2 separate regions of the Homo sapiens genome follow, and region 1 is linked to region 2. A link is a loop called in an ENCODE intact Hi-C map of the cell type or tissue named here. Cell type or tissue: OCI-LY7. All regions are shown on one strand.

Region 1 (8,000 bases), 470 kb after region 2:
GCTCACTTAACCTTTCCCTATTGTTAAGCAATTTGCTTTATTCCAAGTTTTGCTCTCATAAGTAATGCTGGGATAAATATTTTTGGTTTATTGACTTTTATTGCAGTTCTAATGATGTCTTTGGGGAGTACAATTTTGATGTCAAAAGGTAAACACATTTTTTAAATTCCTGGTGCATTTTCCCACGTGGCCTTCCATAAGATTTGTATCTTTTTACATTCCCATGGCAGGGGATGCTGTCTCACAGACTCTTCTCAGCAAGCAAACATTATATTTTCTACAAACGTTTGTTAATTTTGATGATTGGAAAGTATATCCTGTTATTTTTAAGTCAGTAGAATTCCAGCAGTTTTCTTCCCATCAAATACCATTTAACTTTCCATTTTGGAAGGAAGGAAGGGAGGGAGGGAGGGAGGAAGGGAAGGAAGGAAGGAAGGAAGGGAGGGAGGGAGGGAGGAGGGAGGGAGGGAGGGAGGGAAGGAAGGAAGGAAGAAAAGGAAAGGAAGGAGAGAGGTAGAAGAAACAGATAATATATCTCCTATTCAACTCCTTCATGGGCTTGTTGCGACAATAAAATGAGATAATATATTTCAAATGTTAAAGAGTGCTACATAAATGTCAAGTAGGAAAAAAATGAATTCCACAGTACTGACTTCCAGTGAGCACTTATGAATCCTATTAATTAAAAAGGCTTAGACAACTTCATGACATTTAACTGCACTATAGATAATTCACGTATATGGTCCTTGAGAATCTGAGCTGTTCTGGGAAATATGATAAAAATGCATGATATCTGCCAGGAAGATTGCAGTCTTTTGAGAGAAACTACTTTAAACCAAAAGCATGCTTTGTCCGGGTCTTAGAGAGCAGGCAGGGTGAGATGCGCTTTGCAGATCACACACCAGCTCGGCCATTTCCTGATGCTCAGACGAGGACTTTTCTTCAAGGAATGGGGCTGACTTTCATTACATTGCACTTCCCTGTTCTCAGGGAACACAACTGGATCTGCAGCAGATAGCTCCTCACATTTAGGAAACAGAATCGGCTTTTTAAATGTTTTGTTGATGCTGTAAATAATCGTGCTGATGTTGCTGCTTTAACCCTGCCAATCCCCTGGCTGGCTTTGTCACTCCCATCAGGTGCCCAAACATCTCCAGCAAAGCAGCTTTCTCCCATCACCCAACTTAAAACCTCAACCTGTCCCTGTTGTACTCCTATCCCCTCACGAACTTGACTTGTCTGTGGTATTTACACCACCTGATATCTTATGCATTTTTTTTCAGCTAATTGCAACTTTACTGATTTTAAAAGCATGTAGATATCTTTGAATTAAAAGAAACAAAACAATTTTTACAATTTTGAAATTCTAAGCACATTATGTACTTTTTTTTTTTTTTTTTTTTTTGAGACGGAGTCTCCATTGCCCAGGCTGGAGTGGTGTGACCTCGGCTCACTGCAACCTCCACCTTCCAGGTTCAAGCAATTTTTCTGTCTCAGCCTTCTGAGTAGCTGGGATTACAAGCACCCACTATCACAACCGGCTAATTTTTGTATTTTTAGTAGAGATGGGGTTTCACCTTGTTGGCCAGTCTGGCCTCAAACTCCTGACCTCAAATTCAAATGATCCACCTGCCTTGGCCTCCCAAAGTGCTAGGATTACAGGCATAAGCCACCATGCCCAACCTAAGATATGCTGTTATTATAGCATTGCAACTTCTTAGTGTTACAAAATCTGTACATTTAAACACATTAAATGAACCATTTATGCAGCCAACAAACATATTTTAAAAAGCTCATCATCACTGGTCATTAGAGAAATGCAAATCAAAACCACAAAGAGATACCATTTCATACCAGTCAGAATGGCAATTATTAAAAAGTCAGGAAACAACAGATGCTGGTGAAGCTGTGGAGAAACAGGAACACTTTTACACTGTTGGGAGTGTATATTAGTTCAACCATTGTGGAAGACAGTGTGGCAATTCCTCAAGGATCTAGAACCAGAAATACCATTTGGCCCAGCAATGCCCTTACTGGGTATATACCCAAAGGATTATAAATCATTCTACTATAAAGACACATTTATTTGTTTATTGCCTGTCTCTGTCCTTCAGAACGAAAGCTGTGCGAGGACAGAGACTTTGTCCACATTAGTTTAGGTTCTGTGTGTTCCCAGCAGTTGCTAGACTGACTGTCTATTAGAAAATGCTCAGCAAAAGCATAAGTAAGACTGTAACTACGGGATGAAAGTTCTTCTAAAAGTCCACAGAGAATGGCGGAAAGAGTAAGGGTCTACCATCAGAAGGAGGAATTCCGGTCTCTGCTCCTTATTAACTGGGACCTTCAGTAGAGTCATACAACTTCTGCTTTCTCTGAAAAGTGATATAAAATCTTGTGACTTTATAGCTGGGAAAAACTGAAATGATTTATAAAGGAGCCATTAGTGAACAACAAAGAGCTCCACAAATGTAACACTATACACACTTGGGATTCTGTCTCTCAGTTTTTGGTTTTTTTTGTTTTTTGATAGAACCATCAGTAGAGACTGGCTCTGCATCACCTGAGGCATCACAGAGCACTGGTGGAGCCCTTTCCTGGCTCCAGAGTCAGACAGACATGAGATGGATTCCAGGACCCACGGGTAATTAGCCACATGACCTGGGGCTGGTTACGCAACATCAGTGTAGCAGCTGATGCTTGGTTTGATGTGAACAATATGCACAATGAGGTGTATGAAACTCGTAGCAGATGCTTAGTGGTCATCTTTTCCTTGACTAGAATGTTTACTATTTCCAAGGGAGATGCATTCTCCATTGGAAAAGTATTTGGTTTTTAACCACAAAAAGAAAGAGGCCTCTTTCAAAGTTTTAATTCATAAGACAGTGTCACTTATGTCAGGTGATGGGGAAAATGCTTAAGGTGATGCTCTCTAGTGGCAAAAATACAGTCCTTAACTGCCCATTTTTGTCTACTAATAAAATTAAATAATAAACCACCATTGCTCTTGACCTTGGGGGAGAACATTTACCATCAGCATGCTTAAAGTCGAGTAAATCTGCTCTGCATTGGGACAGTCCCTCCTGTGGAAAGTCATGTTTATGTTTATCTAATGTCGTCTCCTGCAGCTGGGAAGTCTTGGTTTTCCAACTTTCAAGATAACCAGCAGTGAATATTAATAGGTGTGCTTCTCTTTGAAGCCAGAAAATGCATAAAATTCTGGATGTTCTCAACAAGACAGCAGAAAGGAGAAGGAGATTGACCTCAACTTGGAGCTTTTCCTGGCCAGGGCTGAGATGGCTCTTTTTCATTATAATATCTAATTTTATCCTCACAAAAGACCTTTGAGAAAAATGATGACATTTCTGATTTATAAATGAGAAAATGAAGTCTCATGGAAATTAAATAACTTGTCCACAATCACACAGCTAAAAGGGCCCCAATCCGAATCTCAGTCAAGTCTGATTGACACTTCAAGTCAATGTTCCACATTTGTACCTCAATAAATATTTGAGAAATATTTATTGAGCTCCTTTGCAAAAGTCATTGTGGTGTTTAGCCATTACTTTTAATAGCAAAACCACCACAATGACTTTTGCACCAACCTGGTATATACCAGGCATTGTTCCAAACACTGAAATGACAGTAATGAGCAAAACAAAGTCCATGCCTTCATGGAGTGCAGACTCCAGTTCAGGAGTAGAAATCAACACAGGCATATTACAGATATAGATAAGGTTGTTGATATGCACGTGGGTACAGGCAGAGCTATGCATATAGATAGAGATACAAGTGTAATCAGAGACACAGATGCAGTTATGATGATGGATGTGATACAGACATAGACATGGCCATGGACATAGACATAGACAGAGGTAGGTATTAATAGTAAGGAGGTAGAGCCAAGGGGAGGAGAACGATGCAAGGCACTATCTGGGACTGAGTAGTAGAGAAGGCCCCTTGTAAGAGCAATGCTGAATAGAGACCTGAACCAAGGCCTGAATGAAGCCCTAAGCATGATGAACAGGTGGGTGAGTTGATTTTAATTAAGTTTAGTAGGGATGGTATTGGGTGCTGCTCAAAGAATAGACTGTAGGGGGCGGTAGAGCATTGTGTCAGCAGGAAGATCAGGGAGGAAATGACTCAGTTGATTCTCATGGGAGATGAAGGACTGGACTAAGGAAGTGATAGAAATGGTCACTCCTTAGTCATCATAGAAGTCACTTCGATTTCCCTAGGGAACATAAAGTGAAGTCTTTTTACAAAAGACTGATTTACTTGAAGGTTTTGAGGGAACCAATGCATTATGGAACACATTATATACCAATACCATGCTTTCCCAAGTTATTAGAATAGTAACAGAATGGCATAAAACAGCATATCTTGTGTTATGATCCTGTTAAAAATTATAAGGCATTTAAGACTATAAGTGACTTCCACTCATCATGGCAAATTAAAGTCATGGCCCACTAGAAATGGGCTCTTGGTCCTCCTCATGTCTGACCTTCTTATTTTGCAAATAAAAAACTAAAGTCCAGAGATGAATAACTTGTCAGAGGTCACAAACTCAGTTAGAAGTGGTACCTACATCTGCTTGTAGCCAGAAGTTCCTTCATTCATTACTTTGCATGTATGCACATAGAAGAGGAAGAATTAATAATTTTTAAAATTAATAAAATGACCACAGTTCCACCCAAAGTTCACCTTATAAATGTATCTCCAAATTCCCTAACCCTAACCCTTATTTTTAATGCAAGCTCTCTTCAGGTAGAAATAGTCTAGAGACACTAGTGAGGACATTTGGAGGCATGAGGAAAACTCTTCAATCGTTAGTTATTACAACAGGACCTACTGAAAAAAAATTATGGCTTAAAATAATTACACATTTATTGATGGATATTTTCTTAATTACAGCTTCAGAATGGAGAACTTGAGTGTTTGGATTTTTTTTTCTTCAATTAAAACACAGAAAATAATGTTTTCAATCTCAAAGATGAGCATAAATGCATTAGGTTTGGAAAAGCTTACAGACCAGGTTCAGCCAAAAGTGAAATTTGATAGCTCCCTTGAATGCCTTCTTATTTGAGAGAAATGGGACACACCCTCAATTATGGCAAAATAAGCACAACCATTAATGTCATGCATGTTAATAAAAATTTTGGAGACTCCACAGAAAAGTTTATGATGTGTTTTCTAAACCACAGTATTTTGGCGATTGCTCAATAATTACAAGAGCCTGGGCCTTGCAGGACCCATTAGCTGTATCCAACATAAGCAGTGCATCCAGAGTTCTACAATGACGAGGGGGTAGGGAGGTTTTAAGAGCAAATAAACAAGGACACATAAAATCCCCAGAATGTCTCTTAAAGCCAAATTTCAAATCATTACCTCACATGGAAGAAAACATATGCATCCATATATATGTACCTAAAAAAATGTGTGTGTATGTACATATCATTTACTGCATCAGATATGCTGAGACCATACTGCATTATAAAGAGCACTAGAAAAAGAACTGCAGAACTTCTATTCTCGCGTGCATCTGCTACTAACAAATTACATGACCCTAGGCAGGGCAGGCCTCTCTGTGGGCCTCATTTTTCACCACTATTAAAGAAAGAGATTGCGTTCCATGATCACTAAGGTTTTCCTTTGAATATTTTTCTGACCCTGGGGGCTGTATTTAGAATTCTTGAAGCAAGAAATTAGCCACTTTTAAAGATTTGCTACTTTGACCTAGAAGTGTTCCCTGTTTTGTCCTTTGTTTTCCCATTAGAGAAGAGATTTAAATAAAAATGAAAGGAACTACTGTTGTTTTTCCAGACACAGTTTGTGTGTAATGAGGGAAGTGATTATCTCGGCAAAAGCACAGTTCCCTCATAAAGGTTCAAAATTAGCGCTTTTCCTCCCTCTAGTGGAAATGTAATGTATTTGATCTAAATTGAATTGGTTTCAGTATTTATCAAATTTTTAAAAAAAGAGAGAAAAAGAGTTGGCATATCTAAAACATAATCAGGGATTGAACCAAATGCAATTTGTTACAGGTTTTCCACACAAATGTCTTAAATATTTTACTTGTTTAAATAAATTCAAAATTAACAATGAAAAGCTGCAAAGTAGATTTAGATCAATTGAAGTTCTCCAAATGAAATAGACAAGTCCAGGCTGGGTGCGGTGGCTAACGCCTGAAATCCCAGCACTTTGGGAGGCCGAGGAGGGCGGATCACGAAGTCAAGAGATCAAAACCATCTTGGCCAACATAGTGATAATCCCATCTCTACTAAAAATACAAAAATTAGTCTGGCATGGTACCATGTGCCTGTAGTCCCAGCTACTCAAAAGGCTGAGGCAGGATAATCGCTTGAACCCGAGAGGCGGAGGTTGCAGTGAGCCAATATCGCACCACTGCACTCCAGCCTGGCGACAGAGCAAGATTCAGTCTAAAAAAAAAAAAGAAATACACAAGTCCACATTAGATGCTTGGTATTTAATTTATGCCCACATGCATCTGAAAATCAGTCCACGTATAAAAATTACTAGGTCAAAGCATGTCACTGAATAGGACAAGAAACACAGCACTAACAACATTAATAAGAAAGAAATGTTTACTCCATTGTAATTCGATCTAACATGTATGGTATCTGTTTTACATGAGGGTTTTCTGATTCCCTCTCTCTGAAACCTTTGTTAACTCCCTCAGGCAAAGTAAATCAGAATCAGACCAGGTTTGTCTGACCCACCTGTGCCAGGGTGGGCAGGACCACAGTGATGATCACCAGGTGTGTATGTCTGCCTCTCTATTGAGGGAGACTCTTCTTCTAATTATTTTTCTCTCCTTACAGTTGTAGAGCAACAGAGAGACATGGCGAATTGGAGAAATTGTGACTCCAAAGGTATTCCCATTCCATTGTCTAATAATCTGAACAGTTGTTTGTTTGTTGTAAGTAAAATCAAATAGCACCATGCTGGCTGAATTCAGTCTGCAAGCCACACCAAGGACAGCCTTGCTTAGCCCTGGAAGGCAGAGATTTTCCATGGAAGAGTTGTAACAAGATGTGTGCTTTAAAGCATGAAAAGAGTGAAAATGCAAAACCACACCTAAAAGGTTCTTAAAAATATCAAACATTCGACTGGGCACAGTGGCTCACACCCGTAATCCCAGCACTTTGGGAGGCCGAGGTGGGTGGATCACAAGGTCGGGAGTTTGAGACCAGCCTGACCAACATGGTGAAACCCCATCTCTACTGAAAATACACAAAAAATTAGCCAGGCATGGTGGCGTATGCCTGTAATCTCAGCTACTCGGGAGGCTGAGGCAGGAGAATGGCTTGAACCCGGGAGGCAGAGGTGGTTGCAGTGAGCCGAGATCATGCTACTGCACTCCAGCCTGGATGACAGAGTGAGACTCTGTCTCAAAAAAAAAAAAAAAAAAAGAGTGATTAGGTTACATACACAGATTAAGGAGGTTAGAGGTGTCTGCTGCAATAATCCAGAGGAAGTCTTCACTGGATGAGACAGAATGCTGTACACAAAGTGTTTAGTCTTCCCATGCATCGTGAGCAGTTGCCAAGGCACCAGAAAACCATGTCACCTGGAAGATGCAAATAAAATAAATAAACAAAGCCCCACCTTAGAGAAGATTGAAAGTTTGCAGGAATCACTGTAAGTGAAGCAATAATTAATAGTGGCAGAAAAATACGTACAGATATTGCATCCAAGAAAAAAATATTTTCAAAGAACCTTAAATAATGAGAAAAGAAAGATGAAAAAAAGGAAGGAGGAAAAGAAGAAATGCAGGGAGAGAATGCAGAGGAGGAGTAAATGGAGGAGGGAAGAAAAGAAAGAGTAAAGAAGGGAGGAAGGAAGAGAGGAAAAAAGAAAAGGAAGACAGAAAGGAAAGAAGAAAAGGGGGGAAAGGAGGGGCTTTGGAATTTAGAAACTTGATAGCAGAAATGAAAATCTTAGTAGAAGATTTAAACACAAAGTTAAAGAAATCTTACAAA
Region 2 (8,000 bases):
TGAGTCCCTCTGTTCAGCCTCACCCTCCTTAGCAAAGAGCAGAATATTCAGATGAGGTGGCTGATTCCCAGGCTTTGATAATCCTAGGACCCTTTTTTAAAAATGTATTTCTTAACTCTAATCTCATACATTTGGTCAATGAAAAACTGAATGTTTCAGCACTTAAGGTCAAAATATGTAGTATACGTATCATTTTAGATGTTATAGGAAAGCAAGCAATAGTATAAGCCTGGGTAAGTGGCAAAGGTTTCCAAAATATCTTTAAAAAAATTCTCCTATTAAGTTTGGTATCTATTGTGACAAATCCAATAAAACCCAAGATGATCCTTAGTTTGACATTCATTTGAATACACATTTAATTGAACATTTTCAAGGTGACAAGATTGACCGTGCACTAGAAAAACTCACAGATACTTTCAGACTGTGGGAGAAACTGATGAAGAAGCTCATGGTTCCTCTGCAGTGTGGTGAGTTCTCTCGCAGGTACCATAGAGTGATGTGTCAGAACCCTGATGAGCTTCTCAATCCTGCGGAATGTACAAGGCAAAGCTTTCTGATAGAGATTACTAACTTGAACTAAAAAAGAGTTAGTACAATTTTAACAGTTTTGAAAAAGCCAGAAGGGCAACTCTAGCAACTCCATGATTCCATCATAGGCTGTCACAATTGCTATTTCAGAGTGTGTGTTTGCAAGTCATTGTTTATTCAGATCCGTGTCAACACAAGTGTGTGTTCTTTTCTGCCTTGAAATTTCTTCTTGTTCCAAGTTTCACATTTTTATGGGAATATATAGGTACTTATTGCATTTTAATTTTTGTTAACAATGGAACAACAGAAGGGTAAAAAATGTGGTTCTCTCTGTTCAACTCATCTCTAAGTGTAATGCTGGAGGAGAGAGGATTATGTCATGTGGAAACTAAGGTAGAACAAAAGGTTTCAACAGCAACGTTTCAACCCCGGGAGGGTCTCAGTCTATACTTTTCTCCACCAGGTCCTCCTCTGGTGCAGCATGAGAATGGGAGGAGGAGACATCGTCAGTGTTTCCTCCTGAGTTCGCTTGCCAGGGGCGCCAGCTTTTCACGAATTCAAACAACAATGACATGGACAGGTTTACAGTAAAATATGTCTATCCTGAAAAAGAAAGGAATTGACAGCCAACCCACTGGCTGTGCTCATCGCTTGCTGAGCCGCACCAAGCAAGGCCATCTTCTGAGGATCTACAAATGTGTGGCATGGTAATGATCTCACCTTCCAAGGAGCTATGACGTATTTAATGAGGTGTGGATCCAGGGAAACAAAAGTCACGCACGCAGTATGGAGGGGATTGGAACCCATCAATATCTGAGACAAACAGTAACATAGCACGGGGACTTTTGTTACAAATGTCCTGCTCTCTTCCTCTTCCACCTTCAATCTTAGCATAGAGCATGCAGTGTGAACATCAGTGAAACCGATCTGGTTTCAAATAAAAGATTTGTTGCATTTTGACTATGAGGCATTTTGCAAGTTGCTTAACCTCTCTGAGGCGCAATCCCTTGATTTGTGAGGCAGAGATAACACCTTTTTCAAAAGGTTGATTTAAGACCATAATAAAATCATGAGCATGAGAAACTTAGCATAGAGTCTGGAACATTTCAGCTGTTCAATAAATTTTGGTTTCTGTCCATTTTCTCTACCTTTTTCCTCTCCCACTAGAACACGGGGCAGAGAAGGTCCAGTGTGTTAGCCTTCAGAATCTTTTAGTTATTGGGGTTATTTTTTTGGAGAATTTTATTTTTTGGCCTATTTGTTTGTTCTCAGAGAGATGGATGAGATCTAAAATGTACTTCTACTGTTTTCTTCCCCATTTAAAAAAATGTAAAAACCAGAACGAAACACGTCTTTCCAGTCACAGGTAACTAAGTAGGAAGTATCCAGTAACTTCTTATCTTTGGGGAAAAATGTTACCCACAATACCCCAGAGTCAGCTGGGCGACAAGGGGATCTTTTTCCTATATCCCCCGCTCAGTGCAATTCTAGTCAAAAAATTAGCCATGCGTGGTGGCGGGTGCCTGTAGTCCCAGCTACTCGGGAGGCTGAGGCAGGAGAATGGAGTGAACTCAAGAGGCAGAGCTTGCAGTGAGCTGAGATTGTGCCACTGCACTCCAGCCTGGGCGACAGAGCGAGACTGCCTCTAAAAAAAAAATAAAACTCAGCAGAACTAGTCCATGGATATAATGTGCCATCTTGAGGAAATCCACACCTTTTTTTTCCACTCTCTCTCTCTTCTTTTTTTTCAGTTGAAGTATTGTTTAGAAGGCACTTTTAATTATAATTTTGGTTAACTGATTAACGTTAACTTGTATATGACTTATATTGACCACTAAACTTTGGGCCTGGTTGCCCGGTACCATCTGTTTAATTGCCATTTCTATATGAATTCTTCAGTTTTGATATTTGTTTCTCATCTTGTGTGCATTTAACATTACAATCCCCATAAATGCTTCTTTTAAGATGGCTGAATATCTGTAAATACACTTGTCATTTGTATTTTTGGTGGAATTTTTTTGTTCACGTGCACCCTCTTTACTCCCTGGATGTCTTGAAAAAGAAACTGTGACACGTTTTTATCAATACAATGTTTTATTTATTAGTAGAAAAAATGTTAAAAATAAGTACCTATTTTAAGTGTTTTTGTGGAATAAGTAATGCAATAAAATGAAAAGCCAAACTCTGTAGAACTCAAAATGTGTTAAGTATGCAAAGACCAGAAACCTTATAAAGGTGGCAACATATTCTAGATACTTTCAAGACCTTAAGCACCCATGATTACTTGACCTCCACTTCTTTTATCATTTCTACTTGCAATCCATCAGACCTGTTTAAGTGAGAACTCGGGTAGATCTAAAGGTCTTTTCCATTTTATACTCTTTTTTTCATATAAATTTTCAGAAATGCAAAAATTGTAGTGTGAAACTGTGTGAACTTGAAATGTTTAAAGTTAGTATAGTATGTTAAAGACCTATTTGATTATGAACTAGGGCTAATAATCTTAGATTAATTCAGATTTTAATTAATTCAAACATGGGTTACCATGTTTGAATCTTGTTGTTCTAAAGTTTTCTAATTAGTTGTCTTCCCTCAAACAAGAGTGAATCCAAGTGATTGATACAGCCTTTTCCTTTTGTTTTTAGTATTCTGGGCCTAGACTCACAGTGGTTCTTAACATTAGCCACTCATTAGACTCGGAGAAGTCTAATGAGTATTCCCCAAGTCTGTGCATTCAATATAGAGTCAAGTGAGAGCACCTGGATCTGGAGAAAGGAGGCGAGGAGGTAATCTAGAAACAGCTCTGTCAGTGGTGGCCATTCATTCAGCCAGGGGAATCTTAAACACGAAGACTGAGAGATTTCTTTAAGAGAACTTTCACTTCTCTTTTGTCGTTTCCCAAAGGGTTCCATTTGTAAACCAAAGCTTAAGAATGTATTTTGGTCATAAAGGTAAATTCGCAGTTTCTCACGTTCTCAGGGACTGTTCTGAAAGCAAACTGACAGGAGGAAAGAGAAAGCCAAAGGTGAAAAAAGTGAGGCCAGTGCCCTCAGACTGACTTTCCTCATGGACTCAAGGACTTAGCCAATGTAACCTGGACACTGAGACTTTCCCAAAAATAAGACCCAGGGTGACAGTGCTGCTTCACTGAGGACAAATACAATTAAATGAAATTAATAAAATTTTTTTTTTAAATAAAAAATAAACCAGGTGTGGTGGCTCACACCTGTAATCCTAGCACTTTGGGAGGCCAAGACAGGCGGATCATGAGGTCAAGAGATTGAGACCATCCTGGCCAACATGGTGAAACCCCGTCTCTATTAAAAATACAAAAATTTGCCAGGCATGGTGGCGCGTGCCTGTGGTCTCAGCTTCTCGGGAAGCTGAGGCAGGAGAATCCTTTGAACCTGGGAGGTGGAGGTTGCCGTGAGCTGAGATCACACCACTGCACTCCAGCCTGGCGAAAGAGCGAGGTTCCTTCTCAAAAAAATAAATAAATAATAAAATAAATCATGGTCAGGCTTTGTTCCAGGCCCCAGAATTCCAGGATGGAGCAGTTCCCATGCCCGTCACCAGGTGGCAGAGGGGCTTTGCATCCAGGCCTCCCGGGCGTCCCTGGGGCAGCACCTCTGGCTTAGGAAGCAGAAGTTTAGTGAAAATTCAAGGGAGTGCAAACCTTACAGTAAAACAGAAATCTTGTCACTCTGCAAAGCTGGACTCCAGTTCAGAAAGCCAGGTCTCAGCCTTGGACCTGAGGGGTTTGGATGCTTTGGGAAAAGTAATTTCAGTGGAATCATAGGGGTATCACTCCATGGCCAGAAGCAAGCTCAGCTCCAGTGTAGTGCTGTAGTTAAAGAAACAAAGCCAAACCTGTTAAGTCTAACTTCACTTAGAAAAATAGTAAGTGAATAGATCTAAGTTTTTAAATTGTTTAAATGTTCACGGAAGAAGACACCGAATCTTGATTGTTCCCACAGTTTCCCCAAATATTACACAGTCATTGACATACAACAGAAGTTGGATTTATATTTATGATGGAAAGAAAATAGCACCCAAAATATTGACAAAGGAAAATAATGGAAAAGGCACATTTGTTTCCTTGGTTTGGCATGGGATGGAGTGGAAAGAGCATATGTTTTGACCCAAGGTAAATCTGGGTTTGAGTGTCTACTTTGCCGCTTCTCTAGACCTTTCGGCAAGAGCTACTCAGCGGCTCTAGGATTGTTTACTTGGCTTTAGAATGAGGGCTAGCGTGTGCATTAAAGCTTGTAGCTCAGAGTTGTTGCAAAGATTAAAGAAAACAAGAAGTGAAATACATGGCAGGTAGTGAGTGTTCAGAAACCTTTAGATCTCTCCCCATCAAAACTTCAGTGTGAGAAAAGTATTCTCTGGTGCTCAACCACCAACTCTGATTTTGAGACTAGAACCATGCAAAATTGTTCTGTGACCTGAAAATAATTTTCCAGATTGTGGAAATCACTGGAACATATGCTGTGGTCATCTGGCAAATTCTCTTTCTAACATTTGTGACTGAGTGCCCCTTTTAAGTACCTCTGAGAAACCCTGGAAGTTGATTTCCCATACATTTCAAATAAGTATTCTGTGAACACAGTAGTGTTAGGACATTCTGGGAAAACTCATAATGTCCTCAGCGATTTACAGAGTTAACTTGAATCTCTGTGACACCGAGGCTCCTTTAATCATAAAGTCAGAGTGAGATGATTGGACCTCTCAAAAGTACAAATGTTGCGAGTCTGCTTTGAATAAAATATACCTTCGATAGTTTCCATTTAATATAATATTACATTCAAGAATTAAGAGACTCCTGAATAATTTATCATTTTGCAAGTATAAGTGATCACTAATAATATTGCATTGTTATTTATTAACATTTATGCCCACCACAATTCTATTATGTAAATAATATAACAGATTATCCAACTATATGTTTAATACTGTGGGTATATATTACTAATAGCTGAGCATAATATGACTTGATGCACAGTGAGGAATGAAGATGAATGAGAATTCCAGCCTAGGGAATGTTTTATGGATGAAATGTACATTAGATATTTTGAGGGAGATGTCTAGGCAATATCAACACTGGATTTTGTTTTCCCGGGACAGGATTAGAAAACAAAGCCTGACTTGTATGACAGTCATAACCAGTTCTGAAAATGCACAAAAGCACTATTAAGGCCAAGTATGGACTCTAGATCATCAATGCTACCTAGTTGTCATTCATTCATTCAGTCATTCATTCGTTCACTTAGGACATGCTTATTTGTCATAGGCTGGTCATTAAGAATATAACAATCACCAAAAAAAGATACTATCAGCCAGGTGTGGTGGCTCATGCCTATAATCCCAGCACTTTGGGAGGCAAAGGAGGGCAGGTCACCTGAGGTCAGGAGTTCAAGACCAGCCTGGCCAACATGGTGAAAGCCTGTCTCTACTAAAAATACCAAAAAATTAGCCGGGCGTGGTGGGAGGCGCCTGTAATCCCAGCTACTCTGGAGGCTGAGACAGGAGAATTACTTGTACCCAGGAGGCAGAGGTTGCAATGAGCCAATATTGTGCCATTGCACTACAGCCTGGGCAATAAGAGCAAAACTCCATCTAAAAAAAACCAAAAAAACAAAAAAAAGATATTATCACCAACAAATACTCAACAAAAAAACCCTTACACAACTAAGGAGAAAATCCCCCACTGCAATGAGGAAAATGAAGAAAGTGTTCAGGGGAATTGTGGAAGTTCCATTTAAAAAAATTGCAGAAGTTCAGTGTATAAGCTGAAATGTGAAGGATGGCTAGAGATGAATTATCAAAGAATTAGGGATGACATGTTCTAGGCCTGGGGTTGGACACAGTATTCCTTATTTTTATGAGGTAGATTCAGACAGATGTGTTCAAATACTACTTATTATCTTTGTCATATTAGACACCTATTAGCTTTGTCATATTAGAAATATACTTAGCCTGTTAGCGTTTCAAGTTCCAAATATCTAAAACAAGGTTAATAATTACAATCTTAAAAAACATCACAGAGCTTTAAAGAAAAAAAGATGTGTAAATTTCCCTACTATAACGTCTGCACATAGTAGGTACCCACATAATAAATGCTGATTACATATATTACCTTTACTTCCTCATTTTTACTTAACGGGATCCTACCCCTACCTCACTCCACATTCTCCTTGACTCTATCTTCTCACATAAACTACATGTATCACATTTTTCTGAATGTAAGATAGGGAAATTTCTATTATCTCCTCTTTTTGGGGGTTTCAGATTAATCTAAAAAAAGGCTTGATAACAACAAAAATTCTTGACTTAAAGAGAAATTCATTGATGTTAATTACAACACAGGACACAATCCCACCTCCCTTGGTGCAAATAAATCCTCCCTGAGGTTTGTGATGAAGTCTGCCTGCAGTATTTCCTCTGCAGCAGTGGAGATCTATGCCAAGTGAGAGGGAATTTTCCCATGTGCTTCTCTCTCCTGGCCATTCATCACCTAAAGGATCCTCTCCAAGCTTCCAAGGGGCTGATTGAGGGCCTGGGGGAAGGTGCATCTACCCAGTGTGGGCCTCCATCCAGTGGTGTCTGATAGCCCTGGGCCAACTGCCCCCATCTGGTCCTCGGCCTGCTGACTGGAGGGAAGTGCTTCACCAGGATAGAGTCTCAATGATTTAGGATGATCAGAGTCATACTCACTCAAATCCCAGTTGTAATAAGGGGGCCACTTTCCTCCAGCCCTGCCCCAGCCTCTGAGTGTGAAAGCAGGTTCTCCTTCTCCCTAGGGCACATCCCCCTGGGGGCCCCTGCCAGACCTGCCGTGTCAGGCGGACTCCATTAACCCTGGTGGTCAAGAACTTCATCAGAGTCTGAGCCAGGGGAGAGCCAGCCTTGGAAGCTGCCTGGCAGCGAGCCCAACCCCCCAAGAGCTGCAGAGACCCCCATAGAGCCAAGACTGAGAAAATTGGACACAACGAAGAGTGAGCCTGGGTTCTTTTGCCTTTGATTTGATGGAGAAGGACATCTGCTGGCAGGAAATCAAACTCAGTATTATAGATTTCTCTTTACAGAATTTGGAACATACCAAACCAAAGCATGTCACACAGTTGGATGGCCTCTCGCTGCTTGGGAGGAAAAAATGAGGGGGCTTTGGATGACCCAGAAAAAAGGGTTGACCTCCAGGCTGCTCCATTATAGTAAAAAGTGATTTTGATGAAGGCAGACTCTGCAGGTCAGAAGGGGCACTTGTCCTGGTACTGCATCCTCAAGTGCTTCAAAATGTTATAACTTGATTCATGACTTTTTCAGCTCTTTTTGCTGTACTTTTCCAGTACTTAATATAGTATATTTAAACTTTAAATAATACGGTTGCTTCCTGCCATCACTTTTCTCCTATTCAGACACTGGTGCTATCCCATTGTTCTCCGTGTTCCTTCTTGGATCTAGAGCGGCTC

The links. Peaks named below come from ENCODE experiments on the same cell type or tissue, not always from the same donor. Only the 100,000 strongest peaks of a DNase experiment are listed, where the experiment ranks them.
Region 1: it touches region 2 in a loop (3-fold over the local background); 7 of 110 quality-filtered maps call a loop at or near these places.

The regions. Positions count from the first base shown.
Region 1 is chr2:6,822,519-6,830,518 of GRCh38, forward strand. NRIR (negative regulator of interferon response) reads right to left here. Exons shown (of 4, transcript NR_126359.1): 3 at 7,450-7,588; 4 at 6,036-6,437. Among named protein-coding and RNA genes, the nearest start is that of NRIR, 14 kb to the right of the region's middle. RefSeq lists an enhancer at 3,880-4,174. In OCI-LY7, CTCF peaks have their summits at 4,103 (motif pointing right), 4,316, 5,900 (motif pointing left) and 6,099; DNase peaks (open chromatin) are centred at 4,123 and 5,883.
Region 2 is chr2:6,348,999-6,356,998 of GRCh38, forward strand. No RefSeq gene overlaps it. Among named protein-coding and RNA genes, the nearest start is that of LINC01247, 22 kb to the right of the region's middle. RefSeq lists an enhancer at 3,298-3,417. In OCI-LY7, CTCF peaks have their summits at 4,073 (motif pointing right), 7,575 and 7,776; DNase peaks (open chromatin) are centred at 3,443, 4,803 and 7,553; H3K4me3 peaks cover 1,798 bases; H3K27ac peaks cover 5,813 bases.